Linked DNA regions of Homo sapiens: region 1 is linked to region 2. Evidence: chromatin contacts called from ENCODE Hi-C or POLR2A ChIA-PET data. All regions are on one chromosome and are shown on one strand. Each heading gives the region's core, a stretch centred on a gene start or an enhancer-like site at or near the end of the contact. The rest is flanking DNA. Distances are from core to core; before and after follow the strand shown. Region 1 overlaps LMCD1-AS1 (LMCD1 antisense RNA 1). Region 2 holds the start of CRBN (cereblon).

What was found. Hi-C counts contacts between places; a loop is a spot of excess contacts on that map. ChIA-PET counts read pairs that join two places held with the same protein, here RNA polymerase II (POLR2A). Pooled maps may share reads with other maps.
Region 1: a loop to region 2 is called in a pooled map, with 12 times the contacts of the local background. The contact joins the enhancer-like site here to the promoter of CRBN in region 2. A Hi-C loop is called at or near these places in 3 of 50 pooled maps. POLR2A ChIA-PET finds 5 or more read pairs at or near these places in 2 of 52 experiments (PC-3 and activated CD4-positive, alpha-beta T cell).

What each region holds. Positions count from the first base shown.
Region 1 is chr3:8,355,731-8,362,473 of GRCh38, reverse strand. All of the region lies in intron 3 of LMCD1-AS1 (LMCD1 antisense RNA 1), which reads left to right. Among named protein-coding and RNA genes, the nearest start is that of LMCD1-AS1, 140 kb to the left of the region's middle. Within about 2 kb of position 5,118, at least 4 of the 41 ENCODE cell types and tissues checked have a DNase peak (open chromatin) inside an H3K27ac peak, as active enhancers do.
Region 2 is chr3:3,174,424-3,180,940 of GRCh38, reverse strand. It overlaps CRBN (cereblon), which reads left to right and starts at 1,250. Exons shown (of 11, transcript NM_016302.4): 1 at 1,250-1,320; 2 at 5,672-5,778. The coding sequence starts at 1,254. RefSeq lists a silencer at 1,017-1,186.

The DNA.
Region 1 (6,743 bases), core at 3,869-6,368, 5.2 Mb before region 2:
TTAAGGCTTTGAAGGGTTTGAGTTTCATTCACTTCTGTATTGCCAGCATCAAGTCAAAACCTGACTCAGAAGGGGTGCCATAGATATATTTGGGGTGCATGAGTGAATGCTTCTCTCCACTCAGCCCTGCAAAACCAGTTTGGTTGGGAGCTGAGTTTATTGCTCTAACAGCCTCTTCACAGCTTTGTCCCAGGAAGTTCTTTCCACCCTGAGGTCCCTGTCTTTAGGAAATGAGTGATTCTGATGGTGGCCTCTAGATGACCACACCAACAGTCAGGACCGAAGTTGTTGTTAAGAGTTTGCTTCGGAAAAAAAAAAAATCCTATTTGATTCAAAATTTTCTATAGCCCTGTGTAGGAATTAGCTTAGGAAAAAAAAATGCCCCTCCTTTCTGCTTTCTTTGCGTGCCTCTCTTCCTTCAGGCTACTTCCAAGTTGTCCCTTGGCCATCATCCCTCTCATCCATACTGAGATCCTACTTTTTTGTGGCTGGAGCTCTCACCTCCATGTCTCCTCTTTCTATTTTCCCCCAAATATTAGGCCCATATTTTCAACTTCTATCTAGACACATTGACAGGGTATTCCACCCACACCTCATGCTCAGTGTGTTCCAAACAGAACCAGACTTATCTGTTTTAGTTAAGGATATGGTTTGGCTGTGTTCCCACCCAAATCTCATCTTGAATTATAGTTCCCAAAGTCCCCATGTGTTATGAGAGGGACCCCGTGGGAGGTAATTGAATCATGGGGGCTGTTACCCTCATGCTGTTCTTGTGATAGTGAGTGAGTTCTCATGAAATCTGATGGTTTTATAAGGGGCTTTCCTTGTCATTCACTCTCATCTTCTCTCTCCTGCTGCCCTGTGAAGAAGGACATAGTTGCTTCCTCTTCCACCATGATTGTAAGTTTCCTGAGGCCTCCCCAGCTATGCAGAACTCTGAGTCAATTAAACCTCTTTCCTTTATAAATTACCCGGCCTCAGGTATGTCCTTGTAGCAGCATGAGAATGGTCTAATACAGTTAAACATACCACATTCTCTCTCCACTCACACTCAACACCCCAGAGTCATGTTCAGCTGTGCTCATTTGCCATCCTCCCACTTCCAGGGCTGGTCCATTGTCAATGCTGTCTCTTCTCCAGGGTGACTCACCCATCATTTACTTTCACTGTTAGACCTTCGTACCCTCTTCTTGCTATGTTTTGACTATATAACTTCTATCTCTTATTTTAATTTATTTTTAACTCTTCCTGTTCCTTCTAGAGAGTCCAGCTAATGACATTTATAAAATCACTTCTATATTATAATACTGTGAATGGTTCTATTTGCACTCCAAGTAACTTCCAAATACTAGTGTAGCATCCAAGCCTTTGGCCATCTGTCTCCAACCTTACCTCCACTCCTATAGTCTTCAGCCAGACCACACTACTCTTTCTTTGACACCTCAGACATGGCTCATGTCACTTCTTACATATGCAGAGAAAGTTACTCAAATCCTTATGTGAAGACATTCTAGTTACTCTTCAAGTGCCAGTTCAACTGACTTTCCTAATCTCTACAGTGGGATTCAGTCTTGCCTTCCTATAATTCCAACTCAGGTGTAGCAAGAAGATTTCATCTCAGGAACAAAATCTGGTTGGTTAGTAAAAGCTGACTGGAGAATTGTTTTGAGAAGGATTCTGAGGCTGTATCTAGGCTCAACGGGAAAGATTGTCATGTTCATTAGCAATGTCTGTCTAGAGCATGAAAGAGGGATTGAGACATGAATGTTGCCTAGATGCCTTCTGTGGTCTCCCTTTGTCTTCTCTTATGTATGCAATGTCACTTACACTAATTGTTAAGTTCTTTAAAGGCATAAATTGTATCCTGCTGAATTATACACCCGATTTTTTTTTTTTTTTTAGAGAGAGTCTTGCTCTGTCGCCCAGGCTGGAGTGCAGTTATATACCCGATTCTTGAGTTTACCTTCGCCATGTCCTAAGATCATTAGACATTCCAAAATGTTTGTTAAATAAATCCCCTAATGCTTGATATGCTGTTTAGTTATAAAAGATTGAAGAGCTGTGAGCCCAGCTGTGATTGCATTGATCAGGCAGCTGTATTACATTACAGTGTCTACTCCTTCAAGTATCAGTTTGCTAAGGAATCTGACTGTGCTGACTTGAGAACTCCTTCTGCACTATTACCTCTGGTGATTAATGAGACCAGGCACCACTGGATGAATGGATGACACCCAATACTCCACTATTACCTGTAATGGAATTAACTTACAAGTAGCATTGATAAATTCTAGTTTTAGGCTTACTTTCCATAGGCCAGCAAAGCAAGTTGTCAGCTACTAAGTCCCTTAGCCAAAGTAAAAAGCCAAGAGCTGACTTGAAATACATCTTAAAGGAAGGCAATATTGATTTTGTGATCCTTAAAATGGCCCAAACTTAAGATAATTTAAAAATTGTGCAAATAACTATAGAATTTTAACTTCTGGGTTTTGTTTTCCCAGATATATACCTTAAGTATTTCAATTTGTCTTATGACATGGTTTTCACAAGCTACTTCATTCTGCTCCCTCTCCTCTGAATATCTCTATCTGGTGATGTACCCAGAATTGGTAAATATTCTAGATGAAGCCTGACCAGTCAAGATCAAGGTCAAGATCAAGAATAATATCTCTGTGGTCCTGTACTCTATATTTCTGTCATTACAACCTAAGGACACATTTAATCTCTCAGTGGCTACATTACATGTATCATGAAATTGATGGACACTTGAAATTCCTCATCAGTAAAAAATATCTTATTTCAGCTTGAATTGGATAGGCCTTTTTCTCTTTGTCAGAAGATCTAGTGCTATCTGGCCTAGTCTTTAAAGGGAAATTATTGGGAAATGTCAAGAGAGAGGTGAATGTCTGGCCACAGTACGATGTCATTGAGATTCTATTTCCGTCTCTTCATCCTTCAGCTCCACATTTTCTGTACTGGCTACACTCTCAGACAGTCTCTCCTCTCCTGGAAGCAGGATGACTGCAGCATCTCCAGCATAAATTGTTCTTGGTTCAAGTTTAACTGCAGAAGAAAAAAGCACCACTTCCTGAAAGTCCCAAATAAACCCTGGAATTCATTTTGTTAGAAAAAACTTGATTGTGTGGTTTTTGAACAAATCACTGTGTCTTAGAGGATTCAGTGAGCTGACAGACCAGCCTGAGTCATGTGCCTCAGCACTGGAATTGTGCTGGGGACCATATGTTTTGAGTAGGGGAGAGGATAGTTCTCTTCAAAGAGGTGAGGGCACTATCACCAAAAAGGCGGGAAAGATGCTGCACAGACCCCAAATAGCCAATGGTCTCTGCAACACAATTATTCTTTAAACTTCCTAAAGGCAGAAATTATGGCTTATTAATTTTTTAACACCCCCATCCTACCTTTAACAAATGACATAATAAATGTTCCAGAACTGGTTGTTGATTGAATGAGTGCATGAACCAATGGCAGCAAAATGAGTAAATTTGAAATGGCTTAACGTTAAAAATATCTTTGTCTCTGACTTGATGCCTTATAAAATATAGATCAAACTAACTTAAAAGTGTCAACCATGTTTACATGAAAGAAAACAAAAGTATGAAAAACTTGATATGGCATTACAAGGACAGTTTTCTCTGCAGTACTAGTGAGGAGAAATGATATGTCTTAAGTGCAGAGAAAGCAGAACATTTTCATCTGGGACAAAAGAAATGAAAACAGCTTGATTGACAGCCTAGTAACATTAATAAACTTCGAAGGTAGAGAGCTGCTCTTACTTTAAACATCCCAGAGCAATTCTATCAGAAGAATAAATACTCTGTATTCCAAATTCAAACACTTTCAGTTGCCTTTGGTTGAGGCAATTGTATTCTAACAGCAACATGGCAGCTTTAACAAGGTATTTACATTTCTATGTAAAATCTCAATATTCCCTAACTCTGATTCTATCCCCTCTTTCCTTTGAGGGTGCTTTATTTGACACAGTGTGGTATTGGATCCTGTAGGTACCCATATCCCCTGGCCTCTTTACCATTTGAGTGCACTCTGGCCTGACTACCAATTGCCATTTCTACATCTCCATCCAGGGTTCTCTCTTGACTGCTGGAGCAAGATGCCTGGTGGGCTGGGAGGGCCAGATAACGAACACCTTTGTGAGCTTTCCTCAACCAATGATGGACTGGAATTGGTGGATAGAGCCTCCAGAGGGCTCTTGTTCACCTCCAATCGGGATGACTTGGAGACGTGATCTAACACTGACTTCCAAAGATTCATCAGAATTAAGCTCCAGTTTCCCATCGTTCCAACTTGCTCAATCACACACCAAATGGTTTTCTTCCGTTCTCTGCTTTACCTCCCCCTCACTTTCCCGTATCTTCTGAGATTACTCCCAAATAAACTACTTACATTTCAATCATTCCAATCTTGTCTCAGGGACTGCTTCTTGGGGAATCCAAAGTACAGCAGTTGTTTTCAAGGAAGAAAAGTTATTTTCAGCCCTTAGACTGGGTTAATCAAATGTCCTCAAATCACGAAGGCAAGTGTCCCAGTGAGGACAGGGAAACACACAGGCATAGGTTGGGTGGGTAGCCTGGAGATGCGTGAGGATATGCTGCCCCTGAGGCCTCAGCAATGGCTTTTATGGTGGGTTTGATGCCAGCCAGTGAGGGGAGATCCCTGGACAGCAGCAGGACCTCAACCCTAGGGAATGTTCAGGCTCTTGACACCATTGGAAGAATTTAAGGATGAGTCAGAGAGTAGCGAGAATATAAGAGCTTTTATTGCAAAGCAAAAGTACGCACTCAAGAGAAGAGTGCCCCACAGGGTATGAACTTTCCTTTATTATGGGTTTTCTTTAATTAGAGGGTGGTATTCATTAGATTCTATAGAAGGGACGGGGATTTCCCTGAAATGAAGTGTCATGCATTGTTATACCAAACCTGGGCATATTCAGAACTGTCATGGTGCCCATGGGTGTGTGATTTAGCATGCTAATGACCGTATAATTATGTTCTAGGTGAAAACTGGGTCAAATCTAGTGCCATGTTGGGTTTGGATTTGGCCTGTTTTAACCAGCTTTTGCCCACATCCTGTTTGTCAGGGACTTATCAGCCCCTTGCTGCTACAGCTGCAGTTGGTTTTAACAGTTCCTTCCTCACCAGTCATGTGAGTCTTTTTTTTTTTTTTTTTTGAGACAGAGTCTTGCTCTGTCACCCAGGCTGGAGTGCAGTGTCACAGTCTTGGCTCACTGCAACCTCTGCCTCCTTGGGTGTTCAAGCAATTTTCTTGCCTCAGCCCCCTAAGTAGCTGGGATTACAGGTGCCCGCCACCATGCCCAGATAGTTTTTGTATTTTTAGTAGAGGTGAGGTGGGGTTACACCATGTTGGCCAGGCTGATCATGAACTCCTGACCTCAAGTGACCCGCCCGCCTCGGCCTCCCAAAGTGCTGGGATTACAGGCATGAGCTACCACGCCCAGCCTCATGTGAGTCTTTAATGGCTGCCTTGCCTTAGTTGTTCCCTCATGACTGTCCTGTGACCACCCTGTTATTCCTTTCTCAGGTTGAGATGGGAAAAGCACTGATGTTCTCTAAAGCATGAGAACTGGGAGCAACTGCAGTCAATGGACACCCCTGGATGGATGTTCCAGGGAGGAAAGTCCATGCCAGAGAGGAATGTGGTCCACGATATCTCAAAGCTGGCTGTGAACCCAGGCATGCCAGCTCTGGAGATCTGGCTTTGACCCAGGGATGGGCACAATTTCTCTGAAAGGGTTAGATAATAAATGTTTTAGAACTTGCAGGCTGTATTAGAGTTTTCTAGAGGTACAGGACTAATAGGATAGATGTATATATGAAAGGGAGTTTATTAAGGAGTATTGATTCACACGATCACAAGGTGAAGTCCCATAACAGGCCGCCTGCAAGCTGGGGAACAAGAAAGCCAGTCCCAAAACCTCAAGAGCAGGGAAGCCGACAGTGGTATAGTTCAGTCTGTGGTCAAAGGACCAAGAGTCCAAAAGCTAAAGAACTTAGAGTCCAATGTTTGAGGGCAGGAAGCATCCAGCATGGGAGAAAGATGTAGGCTGGAAGACTCAGCCAGTCTATTTCTTCCATGTTCTTCTGCCTGCTTTTATTCTGGCCCAGCTGCCAGCTGATTAGATTGTGCCCACCTAGATTGAGGGTGGATCTGCCTCTCCCAGTCCACTGACTCAAATGTTAATCTCCTGTGGCAACACCCTCACAGACACACCCAGGAACAATACTTTGCATCCTTTAATCCAATCAAGTTGATCACAGGCCATAAAGTTTCCCTTACAACTACTCAACTCTGCCTTTGTAGCAGGAATGCAGCATTTGACAACACCCAAACAAATGAGCATGGTTGTGTTCCAATAAAATTTTATTTATAAAAACAGAGGAGGGTCAGCTTGGTTCTTTGTAGTTTTCTGATCTCTGCTCTAACTCCACTGCTTAACATTTTTATATAAAAGGTTGTTTTTGGATACAGGAGCCCAATTGTGAGGTTTTGGTGTGGGTTTTCTGACAAGTCACACGTAGTATGTACTTCTTTGTGGTGGGATATTGGGGGATAGAGTGTGAAGAACAGGGGGATTAGGGTATAGTGTGGGAGGTAAGATGGAAGAAAAAGGAAAAAGCAGAAATGGGAACTGCAAGTTCAAGCATAGTAATTCAAGGCAAAGGTGGGAGAGAGAAGCACTAAATTCTGAC
Region 2 (6,517 bases), core at 1-2,500:
CGTTAAATCATTACGTAGTATATGTAATTGTTATTAACCTCATCGTAAAAGGTGATGCTATGATTCATGTTGCAGACATTATTAACTGGAACAAATAGGCGACACTATTTGGTTCGTTCTTATTTTGCAAATGGGCGAATTGAGGCCCGCAGCCATAAGTGATTTGACGAAGACCACAGACTGATTCGGAGACAGGAGGCAAAATGACACAGGAATGATTCACAAGCCTCTGTCACAAGGGAGTTTTCTGCTTGTAACTTATCAGGGAGGCAAATTTTCTGAAATCATTTTTTCAAATCTCAGATCCATGACTTTTCTGTTGAGCAATGCTGCTGCTTCCTCTCAGCCTCCGCCCACCACCACCACTACCATGTTTAGATGTTGTATTTCATTTAAGGATTTTTCAGTTTTCCTTCCTCGCTGAAAAAGTGATACTGAAATACACTACGAAAACTTTTGTCCTCCCTCCAAAACAAATATCTTACCAGTCACAACTCCACCATTATAACAGAATTATCTTCATTTTTTACATAGTCTTTCTTTTTTGCCACAGTGACTTGTTTTTACATAGCTGAAGTCATAATGAGTAGGCTAGTTTATATTCAGACAATTTTATTTACCAATTATAAGGCGTTTTCCATTCTGTGCAATCATCATTTCAAGTATGTTTCTGATTAATACTTGTTAATTTTGGAATGTAATGTACATATATGGAAACTACTGAAGTTATTGAAGTTGTATGTACATACATTGAAACTACTGAAGAAAATCAGCAATAATTCAACCACCCTCGGAATAACTGATGGATTTCCCCAGCCTTCACATATATGCTTCTTATTTTAAGAATTGAAACTAATGCTGCATGAACAGGTTTCTATTTGCTCCCTGCCCCCTTCGTTTAAAAACAAGGTGGAGACTAAAGGCTCTCAGCCTCAGTTTCTCCATATGCAAAATATCAGGATTAAATAAGTCATGCTAAGGGCTGGAACAAAGTGAGGGCTCTGCAGCGTGTACGCCGGGCACTCAGCCGTGGATGGCAGGGGACGGCGTTCTGTCCCCGGGACGGAGCGCAGGCCTGTAATTGTCCCTCCCGCCTAGGCCATCACTTTCAGGCTTGGGTACGCGCCGCCGTCTGCTCCCCTGGGGCCGCCAGGGGGCGCTGTGGCCCCGGTGCGCGGCAGCCGCGCGACACGGGCCCTCCCTCGGAGTCTTCGGCACCGCCCTGTCCCAGCCTCCTTTGCGGGTAAACAGACATGGCCGGCGAAGGAGATCAGCAGGACGCTGCGCACAACATGGGCAACCACCTGCCGCTCCTGCCTGGTAACCGCCCGGAGTAGTTCCCTGTAGTCGGGAGTGGGGCGAGGCTCGGAGCCGCTAGCGGTGCAGCTGGGCCTGGGAGGCGGGCGTGGGGGCGCCAAGCCTGGCGAGCCAGCCCAGCAGGGCCGCACCGGAAAGCTGCTTCACGTCGGCCCTCGGCCAGCGATGGAGTCGCGGCGCTTTCTTCGCTGCTCTGTTGCCCCGAGCCGTGAGCCAGGGTGTCGGGGGGAGCATTTGCTATTAAGAACAGGAAACCCATCCTCTCCATCCTCCTTGTGTTCTGAGTTTAGCTCCTAGGAAATGCTCTGAAACTAGAGGACCGGGTCAGATTCACAGCGGTTACTTTTGCTGGTCTCCTTCCTTTTAATAAGAGTGACAGCTAACATGTACTAAGCACTTACCATGTTACGAGCCGTGCAGTTAACGCTTTGCATGCATGTCGCCTTTTAATCCTTCCCACATCAGTTTTCAGTTTCCGATTTGATAAGCGAGTATTGGATTTGCAGATTAGTTCAATGACTTGCCCAAGGTCACACAGCAGAGTCAGGATTCCAACCCGGGTGTGTCTGTCATTATATCTCTAAACCACTTCTCTGTTTTGTTTTTCTTACTATCGGTCTTTCTCAGGCATGTACGATTATGCTTAATCAGAGATACTTAGTTTTTCTTTTTCCTGTATGTTGTGTGAAATGTTTAGACTTTGGCCTTGTGTTGAAATACTGAACAAAAAAAAAAATGCATGGAATATTGCATAAACTTTTCATGGAATGCCTTTCAAGAGATGCTTTCCAAAAGGTGTATCATCCAAACTTGAAAGTATTACTTGAGTCCCTTCGTTATATGACAAGTATGTTAGGTGTTGTGGAGATGAAACGAGAGGTAATACACAATCTGATAATTGAGGTTTACTGTCTAGGCGGGGCTGCTGAGAATATAACTAAACGTAAATCAACTGCAGAGGCGGTTGATTTAGGGCCAGATAAATGAATGCTGTTGTGGCTCTTCAGAGGCAGAGGTTGTTTAAGGGTCAGAGGATTTGGGAAAAAGCCTTTCAGGTAGATCAGGAGACATCTAAAAGCACATATTTAGGATATGGTTGTGGGACATAAGGCCTAGGAGGTATATTGGGTCTAAGTTGCTGGGAAACTGGCATCTCTTGCCAGTGGGTTTGGGTTTTTCCTGTGGATTGCCAAGAAACAGTTTTAGGTTTCAGGTAATTGCCTAAAGAAATCTATGCTTGGAAGATTAATTTGTCCACTGGTAGCAGCATGGATTAAAAGAGGAAGAGACTGAGTGCGTGCCCACCATATAGGAGAGAACTTTTCTGTAAAAATAAACCATAGTCACTGGTTGTTCTCGAAGCCATTCTAGCTGAGTTGACACAAGGGTAAGTGTGCCAGCCTTTGATGGAAAGCTGAGCTATTTTTTCAGAGACATTAGCCCTACTCTCTGTGCCAAATCCGGTGTTTCAGGGAGAATGGTGAATAGAAGAGGGAGGATACTGATCTTCTGTCGACATTCACATCGTGCCTCTGCATGAGATGAGTCATCAGACTTCACTGATAGCTCTGAACAGTCAGCGTGGTTTTTTGTTTGTTTTTTTTTTGTTTGTTTTGTTTTGTTTTTTGTTTTTCAGAAAAGCGTCGGGAGAGGGCCCAGAGATGGTGTAGATATAGCAATAATGCCTCTCCAAATTACGTAAATTTTATTTGTAGGGAAACACTGGGCTTTCCATAATTCCATGTAGTACGAGTTGTTCTGAAGAGTAAATCCTCTAAGTTCCAACAAAAAGCTTTATATTTGAGATGTGAAGAGTTTATCCTAGGCAAATGAAACATTAATAAACATAACTGAGTAGGGGAAAGTGGTTTTTAGCCATATTTATGAAAAAAAGGTTACTAAAGAAATTATTTAGAGACTAGGAGTCAGAACAGTTAAAATGTAAATTTTTAACAATATTAATTCCAGCCTTTGAGCTAATAGTTTATCTTTTAAACTTTCTGTAGTAGAGCAATAAAGTGGGTTGTGCTGCATGCCAAGTGATAGCCATACTGTCAGAGTTGGAAATACAAACAATTTGATGCAGAATATTTTTGTCATCCATTTAGATAGCTCTTTTTTTATCTCAGTGAAACTTACATGTTCCAAGGAAAATTTGTATGAAGTGTTAGACCATTGGCTATTTACATATAAGTTGAAGTAATTCTGTTTTTGACAAAGTTTTATATCTAGGAAGTTGTAATAATAAATAGAAAGTCCAAGGCAGTTACCATATTGAAAATCATTTTTATTTTCTGTCAGGGGCCTGGCTAGAGGTGGTTTGACTTAAATAATGATATGCAAAGGAAAACAAATGATTATTTCGTAATGACATTTTATCGATTTAGAAGTTTATTTGGGGCATTTAAAAATACATGAACTGGGAGGTGAGAAATGAGATTCAGTAATTCTTTATTGTTAGTCTAGGCCAGGGTCTCCCAACCTCAGCACTGGACTTTTGGGCTGGAGAATTCTTTGGGTGGGATTGTCTCGTGCATTGTAGGATATTTAGCTGCATCCCTGGCCTCTACCCACTAGATGCCAGTAGGACTCCCTTAGTTATTGCAACCAATATCCCCTGAGGGGCAAAATCACCTGTGGTTGAGAGTCACTGGTCTAGGATAGGAAATTTACTCATAGTTTGTATGAAAAGGACAGACTCACAGTTAGTACAATAGCATATGTATTGTGTAGCGTTTTCTAATTTTCTTTGCTGTCATTGGTAACATCTGGTTTTCTAAGACATTCTTTTAAAATGTTTTATGCTTCATGCAAACTTTATTTTTAAATTTAAAATTAAGCAAAATAGTATGCAAATGATTGCAAAATTTTCTTTGTTTCTTTCTTTTGAGATGGAGTCTTGCTCTGTCGCCCAGGCTGGAGTGCAATAGCACAATCTCAGCTCACTGCAACCTCCACCTCCTGGGTTCAAGCGATTCTCCTGCCTCAGCCTCCCCAGTAGCTGGGATTACAGGCACCTACAACCACACCCGGCTAACTTTTGTGTTTTTAGTAGAGATGGGGTTGCAACATGTTGGCCAGGCTGGTCTTGAACTCCTGACCTCAAGTGATCTGCCTGCCTCGTCCTCCCAAAGTGCTGGGATTACAGGTGTGAGCCACCACACCTGGCCTTCATTTTAAGATAATGTAGCGACTGCCAGGGAAATGTTGTCACTAGAAAAATGCTGTGAAATTCTTCCTGCTAGGTTATCTTTCTCTCAGTTTTAATTAACAGATCTTGCCTGCTTTGTTTCTTTTCTTACTTATGTAGGAACTGATTGAAGTTGAGAGTTTGAGAGAACGTTAGAGGTTGACTTGTTGAAGCCTATCATTTTGCAGATGAGGAAACTAAAATTTAATTGGGCAGAATGAGTTGTCTAAGGTGTTAAAATTAGTTACTGGTGAGGGAGAAGAGAAAAATCTCCCATATAGAAGAATTTTAAATAACTTACATTTCCTCTTCAAGGGAGTGGAGCATAACTCATCACCCCTGAAGTGGAGGCTACACCTAGTGATTTGCTTCCGAAGGGTACAATGTGAAAAGGAGGGGGGAAAGGAACTTTACAGCGGAAAAACCTGACACACACTGCTGTAGCCAGGTGATCAAGGTTAACAGCAGGAATAGTTCATAATATATAGGCTGGATATGTAATAAAAACAGCACATTGGCAACAGACCCCATTTCTAAAAAGGAAAAGAATAACAACACTTCACTTCTGTGGTCTTCCTCCCTAAAACACGTATCCTCAGTCTAATCATGGGAATTACATCAAACAAAACCCAGTTGAGGGATACTCTACAAAAGGCCTGACCAGTACTCCTCAAAACTCAGAAACAAGCAAAGTCTGAAAACCCCCCTAGCCCAGAGGAGGGTAGGGGGACCTGATAACTAAATGTAAAGTGGGATCCTGGAACGCAAAAAGACTAGATAAAAACTAAGGGAATCCATTTAAAATATGAAGCTTAGTTAGAGTAATGTACCAAGACTGATTCCTTCGTTGTGGCAAATGTACCATACTAATATAAATTAACTATAGGGGAAAAGGATGTGTGACACACGGGAGCATTCTGTACTATCTTTACACTTCTCTGTAAATGTTAAACTATTCTAAAATTCACAGTTGACTTAAAAAAAAAAAATAGCTACTGACAGAGCCCAGCACGGACCCCAGTCCTCTGGCTCCCTCTTCACGGTGCTGTAGAGTTTACCAAATGCATGTGGTTTTAGAAGTACCCCTCTTTTGAAGAAGGAATTACATGTTTGAAAGGTTTTCATTCATCTTTTTTTTTTTCTTACAATATTCTACTTTTATAGCAGAGAGTGAGGAAGAAGATGAAATGGAAGTTGAAGACCAGGATAGTAAAGAAGCCAAAAAACCAAACATCATAAATTTTGACACCAGTCTGCCGACATCACATACAGTATGTAATTTAGTGACAGATCTAATATAATAGATATACATTTAAATGTAGATAAAAGTTCATAAAAACAAGTGACTGATATTTGTATTACTAGATATCAGAAATTGTGGATGAGGACATGGGCTATTTGCCAGTAGATAAACATTTAACTGTAATTTTTAAGAAGCTTAATACTATGTTGTGGTAGAATTGTTTGAGGAATTGTTGCTCTTTATACTCTTTCTGGTAATTGAGCTATTAAATACTTCTCTGTACTTCTAGGTACTAGAGTGTTATTGAACATACTAACATTTTATACTTACTGTTTGTGATATGTGGGCATAGAGATATTTCTTGGTAAAAATAATACTTTGTACTAAAAAAATTCTTGAATTTCTGTGTTTGTGATATATTCATAAAAGATTAGAAATTCTTCTAAGAGTTAAAGTTAGATTAAAAATTATATTTTAACATGGGATGCTTATATACCACGTTTATTAAGTGTTTGTAACCCCATTTGTATTTTTTTCTTTTTTTTTGAGACAGAGTGTTGCTCTGTCGCCCAAGCTCGAGTGAGTGCAGTGGCACAATCTCAGCTCACTGCAGCCTCCACCTTCCAGGTTCAAGTGATTCCCCTGCCTCAGCCTCCCGATTAGCTGGGATTACAGGTGTCCACCACCACACCTGGCTAATTTTTGTATTTTTAGTAGCAACAGGGTTCCACCATGTTGGCCAGGTTGGTCTTGAACTCCTGACCTCA